Linked DNA regions of Homo sapiens: region 1 is linked to region 2. A link is a contact called in ENCODE Hi-C or POLR2A ChIA-PET data. All regions are on one chromosome and are shown on one strand. The core of a region is the stretch at or near the end of the contact, and the rest is flanking DNA. Distances in the headings are between cores, read along the strand shown. Region 1 holds the start of ZMYND11 (zinc finger MYND-type containing 11). Region 2 holds the start of PFKP (phosphofructokinase, platelet).

What was found. A loop is a pair of places that touch in the nucleus more often than their neighbours do. ChIA-PET counts read pairs that join two places held with the same protein, here RNA polymerase II (POLR2A). Pooled maps may share reads with other maps.
Region 1: a loop to region 2 is called in a map with no recorded cell type, with 11 times the contacts of the local background. The contact joins the promoter of ZMYND11 here to the promoter of PFKP in region 2. A Hi-C loop is called at or near these places in 1 of 37 single-sample maps with no recorded cell type and 6 of 50 pooled maps. POLR2A ChIA-PET finds 5 or more read pairs at or near these places in 1 of 52 experiments (activated CD8-positive, alpha-beta memory T cell).

The regions. Positions count from the first base shown.
Region 1 is chr10:134,103-136,802 of GRCh38, reverse strand. ZMYND11 (zinc finger MYND-type containing 11) reads right to left here and starts at 1,348. Exons shown (of 15, transcript NM_001370100.5): 1 at 1,244-1,348. RefSeq lists silencers at 1,921-2,099, 547-2,106.
Region 2 is chr10:3,066,298-3,069,119 of GRCh38, reverse strand. PFKP (phosphofructokinase, platelet) reads right to left here and starts at 1,572. Exons shown (of 22, transcript NM_002627.5): 1 at 1,413-1,572. The coding sequence starts at 1,524. It overlaps LOC124902536 (wiskott-Aldrich syndrome protein family member 1-like), which reads right to left and starts at 2,550. Exons shown (of 1, transcript XM_047426132.1): 1 at 1,772-2,550. The coding sequence starts at 2,417. The coding sequence ends at 1,980. PFKP-DT (PFKP divergent transcript) reads left to right here and starts at 2,187. Exons shown (of 4, transcript NR_160681.1): 1 at 2,187-2,367. RefSeq lists silencers at 1-53, 140-320, 734-913, 1,334-1,733, 1,744-1,843 and an enhancer at 464-533.

The DNA of each region.
Region 1 (2,700 bases), core at 99-2,598, 2.9 Mb after region 2:
GTGAAAGGATACTATGTACACACCATATATGACCCCAAGTACTGTGTGCACACAGTATATGACACCTGGTACTATACACACCGCATATATGACACCAGGTACTACATACACACTGTATGTGACAACAGGTAAGGTAAATATATTCAATACTATCCAGATACTACATACACTCGTATATAACATGGAGTACCACACGCACAGCTCATATGGCAGCAGGGTACCAGGCACCTACTGCACACAATACCGGGGGCTGAGTGCACAGCCTAAGCGAGGAAGATACATGTACACACCGTGTATGATAGCCGGTACGACACCGGGTACTTCGAGCACACTGCATATGACACAGAGTACACACCATATATAATCCCCGGTACTGCGTACCCACCGCATAGGACACCGCACTGCACAACGAGCACTGGTACACACGAATAAAACAGGTACGGCGGTCACTCTGCAAAAGACACCGGGCACGGCGCACACATCGCCAGCTCCTCCTCCTCCCGGCTCGGGAGAAAAGCGCGAGGAGAGACTGCAAGTGAAAGTCCGGGTCCCGGCGCCCCCCCTCGTCCCAGCCGCGTCCTCAGCAGCTTCTCCCCGGAGCTCTGGGTGGGAGGAGGGCGGCGGACCCCACAGGACTGTCCCGGAGGTCCGCGAGGACCTGTTGAGGCGGCGGCCTCGCTGCCGGGGTCGCTCACAGCCCCGGGGGACCGACGAATCTCCGCCCCGGGCCTCGGGGCCAGCCCTGCCCGCCGCTCCCGGGCTAGCACACGACGTGCCGCGCCGACAAACGCTTCCTCTCCGCCCGCCACACGCCCGGAGCCGCGTTCCCCGCCGGCCCGGACTGCGCACGGGCCCAGGAGGCCTGACCGAAAGCGGGGCACAGGGCCCGGCGGGCGGTGCTCACGCGACTCCGCGGCTTCCCGGCCCGAGCAGGCCCCGCGCGGTCCTCCGGGGCCTCATCCCGGGGCCTCTTCCGCGGCCGCCCAAGGCGAGTGGGCGCGGGCCGGCAGCCTCCGCAGGCCCCGCCGCCGCCCTCGCAGGCCCCGCCGGCCCGGCCCGCCCCGCCATCCACAAAGCTCCCCGGCAGCTCGGAGCTCTTCGCGAGCGGGCGAGCGACCGTCAGCACCCACTGGTGCCGCCGCCGCCCCAGAGGCCGCGGCCAGGCAGGCTCCACCGCGCGGGCCGCGCCATCTCCACGGACGCCCCCGCCCGCCCCGCCGCCCCGCCGCCGAGCTTTCCCCACCATTATGCTCCGGCTCCTCCACCGCCGCCGCCGCCGCGCCCGGCCCTCCCCTCCGGTGCCGCCTCCTTCCCGCCGCCCGGCGCCTCTCGGGCCTGAGCCGGCGACGGGCGCGGGGGGCGGGGGGGACGCTCAGGCCGCCTCCTCCTCCTCCCTGCCGGCCTCCTCCCTCCTCCCCGGCTCCCCCCCGCCCGGACCCCGCCGCCGGCTCCGCGCGAAGGGCTCCGGGCTCGAGGGGCGCCATGTTTGTAATACTCCACCTCAGAGAACGCCGCGGTCGCGCCTGAGCGAGGGAGGCTAGGCGGCCGGGTCGCCGCGTGCGGGGTGAGGGCCGGGAGGGCACCGCCGCCCGCACTTACTCGCGTCTTCCCCTGGCGCCGCGGGCCTGCGGGGCCGGAGCGGGCGGCGGGAAGTTGGGCGCCGCCGCCCGGGAAAGTTGGGTCCCCGCGAAGCCGCGGCAGCCGCTCACATGGCGATGCGCGCGGGGCGGCCGCTCGGCCCCACCGGCCCCTCGGCCCGCCCGCCCTCGGAGTTTATTGTGTCGGGTCGAGGCGCCCCGCGGCCGGGCCGCGCACTGGGGGCTCTAGCGGCTGGCGCCGGACTTGCGCGCGGCCGGCCCGGCTCGCGGCCGCCTCCCGCCCGGGGCCGGAGCCGTGCACGCGGCTCCTACCTTCCCCACGTCCTGTCTTCGGCGCCTCTATCCGAAATTTGTTGGAGCATATTCCTCTGTCTCCACACATGCACTCCGTATCCACACACACGTGAAGGCTACGTACGTGCAGGCGCGCTGGAGCCGGGAGCGGGCGCCGAGGCCGGGGCGCGAGGGGGCATTGTCAGGCGCCGCCGCAGCTCAGCCCCGGGTGGACCCGGTGCCTGCCCCTGGCTCGCGGGGTCCGGAACAGCGAAGTCTGAGAAGTACGAGTGCTTCTCTTAACAACATTGTTTAGGTAGTCTGAACAGCCCTTTACTCCTGTCATCAAAAAGAGCGGTAGGGATACGCTAAGTTCCCCGTTTCATCTCTGCGCAAACAGGACCGCGAAAAGAACAGGACCACCCATCAGCAGCCCTGCAAGAACACTGCAGATTTGCGCGAGAAGTAGGTTATCTTCTATGGAGAGGAATTCTAGACCTAATCAGAGACGATCCCTTAAGACTCTGGTTTAAGAAAGGTTCGGAGATAAGCATACTTTGATAGCGTTCACCTGTTTTCCCTGAGGACCTTTCGCCACTGGGAGTCGGGGAACACCTGTCAGTCAGAGTCCTCTGCTCTGAAATTCGGTGAGTACAGGACAGCAAGGTGTTTTCAGGGAGACCGCATTCTCATAACTTTTACTACAGTATAGTGTTATAATTGTTCTGGTTTATTATTAGTGTTGTTAATCTCTCATTGTGCCTGACTTCTAAATTAAACTTTATTATAGGCAGGTGTGTATAGGAGAAAACGTAGTGTAAGTAAGGTT
Region 2 (2,822 bases), core at 323-2,822:
GGCCTGGGGAGCGCGCGGCGCACGGGTGTCGGGGCCGGGGCTCGTGGAGACGACGGGCCGGGCATCACGTAGGCGCTCGTGGCGGGCGGGGCGGCGCCCACAGCGCCTCAACCTGCGGCACCCGCGCCCGCCCCGCGCGCTCAAGGGCGAAGGGAAGGTCACCCGCGCAGTGGGCAGGGGGTGCATCCCCGCTCCAACCCTGTGCAGTGCGCGGCCCCGAAACGGGAGGAAATCCGCCATCCGGGCCTTTCCACGCATCTGCGGCAGGAGGAACCGGGAAAACAAAAATCAAAACCCAGCTCGGGGCGCGCCGCGTCTCCAGCCTGCGCGATCGCTAAGGCTCCCAGGTTGCGTTCGCCTGGGAAGCGCCGATCTACCCGCCAGGGATTGCACGGATCGGGACACTCCATCATCCGGGCACCGGCGCCCCCACGTGCACCCGGGGCCTGGGGCGCGCCGAGTCTCCGCCACCTTCCGCTCTTCAATGTTAAATATCCTCCCGGCGCGCCCGCGTCCGTGGGCCCAGCCTCGGGCCCCTCCTAGAGAGCAGCTTCCACATTGCAGGGCAGGGAAGCCCGGAGCCCGCGCCGCGGCGCCGCTGACATCCCGGAGTCCCCGCTTCCTGATCCTTCCCGTCTGCGGAGGCTGGCGGGGAGGGCCTGGGACCCATTTTGGTTTTCGTTTTTGTCACGAGCCGGAAGGCGACAGCACATGCGAGCGCAGGAAACCCTTTTTAAAAATCTCCCAGCGGAAACGCGAGGGGCTGCCGGACCGCCCTGGAGACGCCAGGCGGGAACCCCGCGCACCCCCGCCGCGTCCCGCATTGCAGCAGCCAGGACCCCGCCCACGCCGCGCAGGGCACGAGGCGACAGGAGGCGCGCGGGGACCCAGCCGTTTCTTCCTCGACATTCTAGGGGGTGGCGTGCGGCGGAGTTGGGGGGCGGGGGGGCACTTAGGAAGTGATCGCGCTGTACCCACGCTTCGGAGGGGACGCCCGGCCCCGTCCTACAGCTCAGAGGCAGAACGACCCCCGAGGGCGCTTCAGGCGACTCCCTCTGCCAGGTTCCATTTAAAACAAAACCGAAGGTGGAAAACTCACTGATCTTCCGGATGGAGGTTCCTACCGCCATGTCCCTTCCTCCCCCGCCCCACCGGGCAAGGACCCCGGGGCTGCCTCGCCGGCTCATGCCGCCCCGCAGGTACCCCTGCCGCTTCCGGGCGCGGGCTTCTTCCCGGTTCTCCCCATCGCTTCCCCGCTCTTCTCCCCGGTTCTCCCCATCGCTTCGCCACCTTTCCCCGGGTCCCCCCCATCGCTTCCCCCCTCTTCTCTCCGGTCACCCCATCGCCTTCGCCCGGTTCTCCCCAGCTCCGTCCGTCCGTCCCTCCCTCGCCGCCGGGAGGGGGGCGCGCACCTTGAGCATCCCCGCCGCTGGTCAGCACGCCGATGGCCTTGCCGGCCCCGGAGAGGTGCTCCAGGAACTTCCGCAAGGAGCCCTTGGGGGCCCGGGAGTCGTCCGCGTCCATGGCGAGGAGGCCGAGGGGAGCCGCACGTCCGGGTGCGCAGCAGGCAATGGGGACCCTGCCCGCGCGCGCCTGACTCGGAACCGCCGCCCCGCCCGCGCCCCCGCCCGGCCCCAGCGCCAATGGGCGGTGACGGGCGGGGCCCGAGCGTATGGGAGGGGCTGCGGGGGAGGGGGCGCGGGCGCGGCTAGGGGCAGGGGCCGGGGCTGGGGCGGGTGTGGGCAGGAGCATCTACGCGGGGGTCGTCGTAGGTGGGGGCCGCGCTAGCGGTGCGGGAGGCGGCAGAGGCAGGGGTAGCGCCACAGGTGGGCGGGTCCCTGCTAGTGGGGCCGCATCGCAGGTGCGCGAGCCTCGCGGGTGGGCTGGAGGACTCTGGTTGGGGGCTCTAGAGATGACGGGAGCGCCACAGGTGGGGCAGGGGCAGCGTCCGGAGGAGGGGAGACCGCAGGGGGCCGGGGTCACATCGTTTGCGGGGCGCGCCAGGGCGGGGCGGGATAGAACGCCGGGAGCATCTCCCGGGGGGGCGAGGGAGACCGTGAGTGGGCGCGAGCGCCGGGGCGGGTGGAAACCCCGCAGTTGCGGGGAGCGCCGATGGCGGGGAGGGGTGGAATGGGGGCGCGGAGACCCCACCTGGACGCGGAGGCTCGCGGCAGGCCCGGCCGCTCGGGCCGTTGTGGGGGCCGAGCCCGGCCGCGCGCACAGCTTCTAGTGGCCCGCAAGATTCCTCCTGGGGCGGCGCTGGGAGCCTCGGGGCTCGGCTTCCTCGACCCCCGCCCCCAGGTTTCCTCTGCAGCCTGAGGTCGGGAAGGACGGACGGAGAGTGGATCCTCCAGGTGGTGGGAAAAGGTGAGCGTGGCGGGCTGGGCCATGACGAAGCTGCCATTTCCCGGGCCCATGGGGGCTGTGGTGCTCCTGGGCCCCCAGCCCCGCCCTTGGGGGGAAGAAGCCGTGGGGTGGAGGAAGGTATCGGGGCGCGACCCTCAGAGACGCCCTGGCGGCGCCCCGGCCTGGGCGCTGGAAAGTCAGAGTGGGGCAGGAGGAGGCGCAACAGGACTGGCCTGGCGGGGAGGCGGGGAGGCGGGAGGACCCTCCCTCCCCACGGACACGCGCGCTGCTGTACGCTCTGCCTGACCTCGGCCGGCTCCACTGGCCAGCTCCACGTACTGAAATACTCACATCCAATGCACTGTGCGGTTGCCCATCCACAGCTTAACAGCCTGGTGCCAGTTACCCTGCGATGGGAGAGGGGGCAGCCCCCATAGAAGCACGGGCTTATGGGACCCGGGTTCCTTCAGTGCTCA